Regions from separate parts of the Homo sapiens genome. Here region 2 is linked to region 1. Evidence: read pairs that join two places in POLR2A ChIA-PET (ENCODE). Cell type or tissue: GM12878. All regions are shown on one strand. Region 1 overlaps LOC101929174 (a long non-coding RNA gene). Region 2 overlaps GRM5 (glutamate metabotropic receptor 5).

Evidence for each region. Peaks named below come from ENCODE experiments on the same cell type or tissue, not always from the same donor. Only the 100,000 strongest peaks of a DNase experiment are listed, where the experiment ranks them.
Region 2: POLR2A ChIA-PET joins it to region 1 with 6 read pairs; 8 of 35 experiments call an interaction of 5 or more read pairs at or near these places.

The regions. Positions count from the first base shown.
Region 1 is chr11:88,345,477-88,349,476 of GRCh38, forward strand. The region is part of intron 1 of LOC101929174 (a long non-coding RNA gene); the gene reads left to right. Among named protein-coding and RNA genes, the nearest start is that of CTSC, 9.7 kb to the left of the region's middle. In GM12878, no CTCF peak of the experiment used is centred here; no DNase peak of the experiment used is centred here; H3K27ac peaks cover 222 bases.
Region 2 is chr11:88,523,355-88,527,354 of GRCh38, forward strand. It overlaps GRM5 (glutamate metabotropic receptor 5), which reads right to left. Exons shown (of 10, transcript NM_001143831.3): 9 at 1,955-2,050. It overlaps GRM5-AS1 (GRM5 antisense RNA 1), which reads left to right. Exons shown (of 6, transcript NR_049724.1): 6 at 648-700. Among named protein-coding and RNA genes, the nearest start is that of GRM5-AS1, 21 kb to the left of the region's middle. In GM12878, no CTCF peak of the experiment used is centred here; no DNase peak of the experiment used is centred here.

The sequences.
Region 1 (4,000 bases):
AAGGATCCCCATAGGTCCTTGGAGCACACTCTGAAAACCTCTTCACTGTAATAATTTTCCACTGTGAGATCTCTCACTGACAGCTATCTCAAAAATATGTGCCCTTTGTCATAAGGCAAAGAGGGATGGGCAGAGAATGTGGTTGGATGACTACGACACAACTGCAAGAATGGAGAAACCACAGAAAGCATAGCCCTTACAAATTGTGGCTCACTAGTGTTACTTTTGTATATCAGGCATCTGAATATTCTAGGTTTATTCAGTTAAGATATGTAAAAAATAATAGGGGAACATTTTTTAATGTGATGGAATAAGAGTTTATAACATTAGAAAAATAATCATTATGCTTTGTATTTGAATAGCTTATTATCAGCTGCATAGTACATTCACATTTTATGTCAACCTGAGAGTCATCTTCCAGATATTATTACTCCCATTTTACAAATAAGGAAACTGAGGCTCAGAAGCGATAAATGACTTTTTAATAAAAATACAACTGGTGAATACAAAGCTGATAATCAACAAGACTTCTGGCTTTAAGTCCAATTGTTAGAGTGGAGTTAAGAGAATGAGATTTTGTCTAATCATTGATGCAGACAAATATGAAATCAAGAAAAACAAAGATTTTACAAATGAACTATCCACATGATGCATGTTGAGTCACCTGTGGAACTGTGAATTACTGAGATAGTCTCTACTGTGTGATCCCATTCTCACTTCACTATTTCTGTTAAATAAACCAAGTTTTTGAAATGAAAATTTTCAGAAGCCTTATTGTTTGCTAATAGATGAGGAGTATCCCATAGACCACACCAGTAAGAGCAACGCTGAAGAGACAAGGACAAACTTCATGAATGTGTCCACTTTGATCTGTTTCCACCAATACCACTCTGGTCCAATATGCCATAATTTCTTGCTGGACTATAGCAATTACTTTCTAATTTCATTTTCTTTTCATTGAATTCAATGCACAAGCCAGGAACCTAAGCGCCTTCCTTGGCTCTTCCCTCTCCTGTCTCCCACCCCGTATCTGATCAGTGAGTCCGACTGAGTCTACCATCACCACTTTGCTTTTTTTAATTTAAATGTGAATCATTAATTCCCTTGCTTAATACTCCTCAGTAGGCTACCTTTTTATCATGTTTGAATAAAATCCCACAAGACCCTGCATCATTGGCCCCATCTATCCCTTTGATCCTCTAGTTGTTCACTCTCCCAGGAACCTGCTTTCTCTTTGATCCTCAAACCCTCTAGACTTCCCTCTTCATTACCTTTTCACTTTGCTATTTTTCTCTGCCTGAAATAATTCACATCATTTTTCAAAAAACTGCTCATTCTCACTGTTTGTGAAATTCTCACTGATAAATATTTTACCTTCTCAGAAAGGCCTCCACTAACCATAATATCTATGGTGGCCTTTTCCAGCTATTCACTTTTATCACTGTCAACTGAAAAATGAGAAAGTTAATACAGAAAAGAGAGCTTTGTTTCTTATAAAGGGTTGCAGCCTGCAGGGTGGCCATTCTGACAGGCCACGAAGTGTAGCCTCTGGCCAGAAGCCAGAAACAGATATTTTGAGAGTGAAAAGTATAAGACAGGGATTTATACTGAATGAGGTGGACAAATATACATATTCAATAAGCTATAGGAGGAGTCATGAATATTCATGAAAGGAGAAATACGTGCATGTGCAATTTTGCTCCATGCCTCTCTGTGGGACCCATGTGCAAAAAATGGGGCATTATCACCATCTGAGGGTGGAGTTTTTGGCCTTCTCATATCAAAAGGTGAAGCAGAGGACACAAAAACCCTCACTACTCATCTTCCTGTAGACTTCCAGAACCACTCCATGGTCGGTGGTCTCTCATCAGGAAGGAATGCTGGTTGGCTGTCTTGTTGAAACAGCAAAACAAAGGGGCAGCATCAGGCATTGGTTGATACTACTGATGGAGCAAGTATTTCCAAAGGGCTGGTTTCTGTTTAACTCAGGGTTATCCAATCTTTTGGCTTCACTGGGCCACATTGGGAGAAGAATTGTCTTTGGCTATGCATGAAATACACTAACACTGGCCGGGTGCGGTGGCTCATGCCTGTAATCCCAGCACTTTGGGAGGCCGAGGCGGGCGGATCACGAGGTCAGGAGATCGAGACCATCCTGCCTAAGATGGTGAAACCCTGTCTCTACTAAAAAATACAAAAAATTAGCTGGGTGTATTGGTGGGTGCCTGTAGTCCCAGCTACTTGGATGCATTCCAGTCTGGGCGACAGAGCAAGACTCTGCCTCAAAAAAAAAAAAAAAAAGAAATACACTAACACTAACAACGGCTGATGAGAAAGAAAGAAAGAAAGAAAGAAAGAAAGAAAGAAAGAAAGAAAGAAAGAAAGAGAAAGGGAAGGAAAGAAAGAAAAAGAAAGAGAGAGAAAGACACACACAAAACTTAAATCTCATAATGTTTTAAGAAAGTTTACAAATTTGTGTTGGGCCGTATTCAAAGCCGTCCTGTGCTGCATGTGGCCCATGGGCTGTGAGTTGGACAAGCTTGCTTTAACCCTTAGGAAAGAAAGTTTAATGGTGGTTAGGAAGCAAGGGGGCTTAACGAGGCATGTCCAACTTCCCATCCCACTGTGGCTGGTAACTCAGTTTTCAAGGTTTCTCTGGGATACCCTTGGCCAAGAAAGGGTCCATTCAGTCTGTTGAGGAGCTTAAGTTCATTTTTATTTTTCATCACGCTATTTATTTCCAGGTAACACTTAAAATTGCCTGTAATTGTTGGAATTTCTTGTGTATTATGTATCTGCTTCACTGGAATATAAACTCTACGCAGCTTGAGCCTTGTCTGTCTTATTCACTGTTATATCCCTAGCACATAATAGGTGCTCAATAATATTTATTTAATGTTGATGGAAACTACTTACTCTCCAGGTTTAACTTTAACAACAACAACAACAAAAGAGTCAGGTTTATTGGGAGCAAATTTTTCTTTGCCAAGCGTTTGTGTCAATAGATGATTATAAATTTTATATTTCTTCTTTTTTTTTTTTTTGAAACAGTCTCGCTCTATCACCCAGGCTGGAGTGCAGTAGTGTGATCTCAGTTGTAGCGTCTGCCTCCCGGATTCAAGCCATTCTCCTGCCTCAGCCTCCTGGGTAGCTGGAACTACAGGCGCCCACCACCATGCCTGGCTAATTTTTGTATTTTTAGTAGAGATGGGGTTTTGCCGTGTTGACCAGGCTGGTCTCAAACTCCTGACCTCAAGTGATCCACCCACCTCGGCCACCCAAAGTGCTGGGATTACAGGCGTGAGGCACTGTGCCGAGCCAAGTTATATTTCTTACCTCATACTGTTCACCTTTGGAGATATTCATCTAGCACAAGGACTTCATTTTCAGAGATATTTATCCAGCACAAGGGATCTGGTGAGCCCTAGTAGCATCAGGGATGTTACATCAACATGCTAGTGTGGATTAGTTTGGAAGCTGTGAAAGTTGACCCTGGATGACTTTACATATATTTAGCTTGCTAACTTCAATTCAAGTTATAAACATGTGTTGGGCAATAGGATGTTAAACCCTACGTCAAAGGGTTTATCTTCACAGTTTTGCAGTGTGACTTGACTCCTCTTCTCCTTATAGGCTATTGCTTAGAGGGAAACATGAAGTCAAACAAAGCAAATTTTAAACAAGCAAAACTGTAGAGAGTCTTGGCATGAAGAGAGCAAAGCCAGGCCAGCAGCTGGTCTAAGGATGGCAGGTTTAAAGGTCAAAACTATCAGTTTCTCCCAGTTGAGAGATTTCATTTCTTTTCCAAGAATCAGATAACTTACCCAAGTAATGACAGGCGGATATTTAAAATATTGTATTTGCATAATCAGTTGCAGAAATCAGGCTCATTAATACATGACTTTTCCACTTTATTTTTTATTTTTATTAGAGACAGTCTCATTCTGTTGCCTAGGTTGGAGTGCAGTGGCATAGTCCACTGCAGCCTCCAGCTCTTGGC
Region 2 (4,000 bases), 180 kb after region 1:
CTGGGAAGAGCCCTTGAGCACTCATTTGGTGAAGTCACTTTAACCTTGTCCAGCTTACTCTGGTGCTGTTTGCCTAATTTTCAAGGATATGAATTATGCTACTTTGTTATATCTAAGTGGAAGGAAAATAGGAGCCCCAATAGCATTCTGTTGAGTCACTTCCACAAAATGATCCTCTGAGACTCATTTTGCAGATGCACTGAGATCCAAAGATAGCTGTATAAAGGGATTGTAGGCATAAGGCCATCAGATACACCAAAGTACACACATATATGCCTACACATGTACACACACTATCATTGCCTTGTCTCTGAGAACCATAGACAAAGTTGGCCAAGCCCTTGGCCAGGACTGTTGTGAATGATTGCTCAAACTGTATGCTGAACAGTTCTGGGCACCATTTTCATAGACTGCAATATGAATAGTCCACCAGCAGTTGTGCAATATGGTGGGCCTTGGAAAAATGTAGTTATTATTTTGAAAATAGGAAGGAGCCCACCACTGAGGAAGCAAACAAAATGTTTGTGGTGAAATTTCAACAGGATTATCTTCTTGTTATGCAATTAGGTCTCAAGCTCTGCTCTCAGCACATGGACATGCATATGCACATACTCTACTTATTGAATTTTTCCTTTTCTCTAATCCAGGATGATTTGCAAAAGTTTTCCTTCCATACCTCTACACCACAGATGGATTGAGAAATGTCACAACAAATTAGAAGTGAAGAGTTAAGTCATGGCAAGTGACTCCTCAACTCAAGGCTCCTTCAACATTCTGGAACTGTTTAATGTCAATCTTGACTTTGTCTCCAGGGCCCTTTTCTTTTCTTTTTTCTTTTTCTTTCTTTCTTTCTTTCTTTCTTTTTTTTTTTTTTTTTTTTTGAGACAGTTTTCACTCTCGTTGCCCAGGTTGGAGTGCAATGGCATGTTATCAACTCACTGCAACCTCTGCCTCCTGGGTTCAAGCAGTCCTCTGGCCTCAGTCTCCTGAGTAGCTGGAATTACAAGCGTGTGCCACCATGCCCGGCTAATTTTTGTGTTTTTAGTAGAGACGGGGTTTCACCACATTGGCTAGGCTGTTCTTGAACTCCTGACCTCAGCTGATCCACCCGCCTTGGCCTCCCAAAGTGTTGGGATTACAGGCGTGAGCCAATGCGCCCGGCCCCAGGGCCCTTTTCTTAAAACCAAATCCCATGCAATAAAGCACGTTTATTTCATGCAACACAGCTTAGTTAATGCTTATACTTCCAAATACTCCGGTTTACTAGGTACAACTCAATCAGGAGTGCCTAGTATAAAAGAACATGCACAGCACAGCGACAGAGAATGTTCATCACCAAACACAAGGAAGCAAAGGAGATGCAAAGCTATGGTAGCTAGAGGAGGATTAGCTTTCCTGATTTCAGTTTGAGAAAAGCCACTTGTCTCTACAGTCCACTAGTTTGGCAAGGCATTTGCCCTTGGCTGTGAGATGATGTTACATTCAAAGTAAGGTATATTAATTTCCAGGCTTGTCCAGGATCAGGGGCTGGAGTCTTCCTTCAATAGTAATCCTTTCCTTAAAACCAGTTCTAAGCTTTGTATTTGTTTTATTAAGTGATTGGATAGCCCTGAAATATGAGTTTCCTCCAATCTCTTCCACTTTGCAAACTCCAGAACCGTTTGACCAATAAGTTAAAACCCAGAGGAGGACTGACTGTGAGCTAAGGCTTCAGACATGCAAAGCGCACAACCCTGGGAAACAGCAGCATCTGGGACAGGAGGCTCCCATTACTACACATGAGGGTGTCATAGGTTTTGCAAATCAAACACACATAGAAAACCAGTAGTAGCCTGGGTTGGACACACTGTATGAGTTGCACAGTTGAGTGAGGACCCAGACCAGGGAGCCACATGTTCCTCTAGCTTGCATACATTTATTTCACACCACCTCAGGCCACTCATAGTTTGCTTACCTGCTCATTGTTGCTCTCCCACCATTCCCCATACTCCCTTTGGGGGTGAAACACTCTATTTCCGACTTGTGCTGGGCCAGTCTCCTGTCTTTGTACCTGGTGAGCATGAACAAGGACAGGAGCAAACAGAAAGACGTGATTGTGTGCTTAACTGCCAGGCTGAGGAACGGCCGTGACTGTGGAGATGGTCACTCTGTGCCAAAATGGGGGTTCCTGCTTCTCAATGCAATGACCAACCTGTGATACTTATTAGATGAATGTGATGGCATATGGACAACATCAGGGATGACGTTGTTACTTTTTGGTTAAACCACATGTAACCCATTCTTTCACATTGCCTATTAAACTGAATATGTCACATTTAATAGTCAATGGTAAAGGTGTGCAATTTCTAGCATCTTAGAAAAAGATGAATATCAATCAACACATTAGAATCTATTCAGTGCTTACCATGTGTCAGACACTATGCTAGAACTTTACCTAAATTGTATCCAGGCAACAGCCCTGGGCCAGAGGCTTTGTTATCATTTCCATTTTACTGATGAAGAAACCTAAGATTATAGAGGTTAAGCAAATTAATCAAAGATTAGTTAATTAAATAAGTGGTTGGGCTGGATTTTGAATACAGGGAATCTAAGTTTAGAACCCACACTTCAGCCATTATAATGTGTTGCCTTCCATTATCAAGTTTTTAAGCTAATTATTATCTTGAGCAAGCCCTCATTGAGTGATACCATTCTGGATGTTGTTAGACATTGGCAATAACAGAGGAGAGAAGACATGTTCTTTGGATATTAAAAGTTTCTGTAAACATTAAGCTGAAGTTTTACTGTCAGTATTGGGATGCCGCCATTATTTTTGTATTATAATTGGCAGTTCACCGCGCTTTGAAGATACCAGATATTTCATCTAAAATAAGTGATGAGATTCCCAATATTACTCTTCTACGTGGTGCATCAAGATGAGTTCTTGTATCTCAATGACAGTTTTTTGAGCTAACATGATTTCACAGAAATAACCTCTTTTACTCATTGGTTCGATTCTGTAAGGTTTTTAAAAAAGAACTGTTATTTCCATTTGCCAGATGAGGAAGCTAGATTTACTTAACTGACTTCATGAAAGTCACAAGCCTCATCAGTAGAGAATAACCACCTGTAGAGCTTGCAGGGGCCCAGAGCTCTTAAGGTTTTATTACCTTTTCCCTAATTAAACTGGAGCCTGGTATAACACCACTTCATCCACCTTCCTGGTATCCAGTAGGCTATGATAAAGGGAGTTACTATAATAAGACTTGTTTATCTCAGTACAGTCACACTCTTTTTAGTTTATTTTCCTGCTGTTTCAAAAGTAGTATAAAATAAAATAAAATGCAACAAAGTCAACATCATTATTGATCCTGGGGCAGAGGCCTTCCTCTTAATTTTTTTTCCCTTCTAAAATGTTTAAAGTATCTAGTATTTGAAGAAAAATGGCTTATTACATCAAGCAAAATGAATTTAATGGATTACCTATTTAACGGACATTAGTTGAGCATTTATTAAATCCTAGGTAATGGACTTTGCACTACAGATGTAAAGATAAGTAATCTGCAGGCCCCACCTGTTAGAATTTACCTAACAGTAGGAGAAGGAAGGAAATAAGAAATACGTACACAAGTAATTTTAGATGTAGGCATAAAGAAGAGAGGAAAAGAACTTAGAGACTTTGTTAAAGGAGGTAAATCATCAGACCAAGCTAGATTGAGTAGACTTAATTTTACCAAGAAAATACCTTAGAAGTACCAATGGCCAAATGATGCTCAATGTTTCAATGCAAAGTATTTTGTGCTTCTTTGTGAATTGGATTGCTCAAGCAAAATACTGCTCGACAGCTCAAATTAAAAGAATATTGATAGAATAATAAATTATTGGTGGTCATTCACTTCCTTACAAAGGGATCCTTAACATATTTTTGAATATCTTCTGTTAGGCTAATTGTGAATTAATCATTAAATATTTCATAGATGAGTTAAGAAACCTACAGTCTTCATGCTTATAAGCTCTTCTC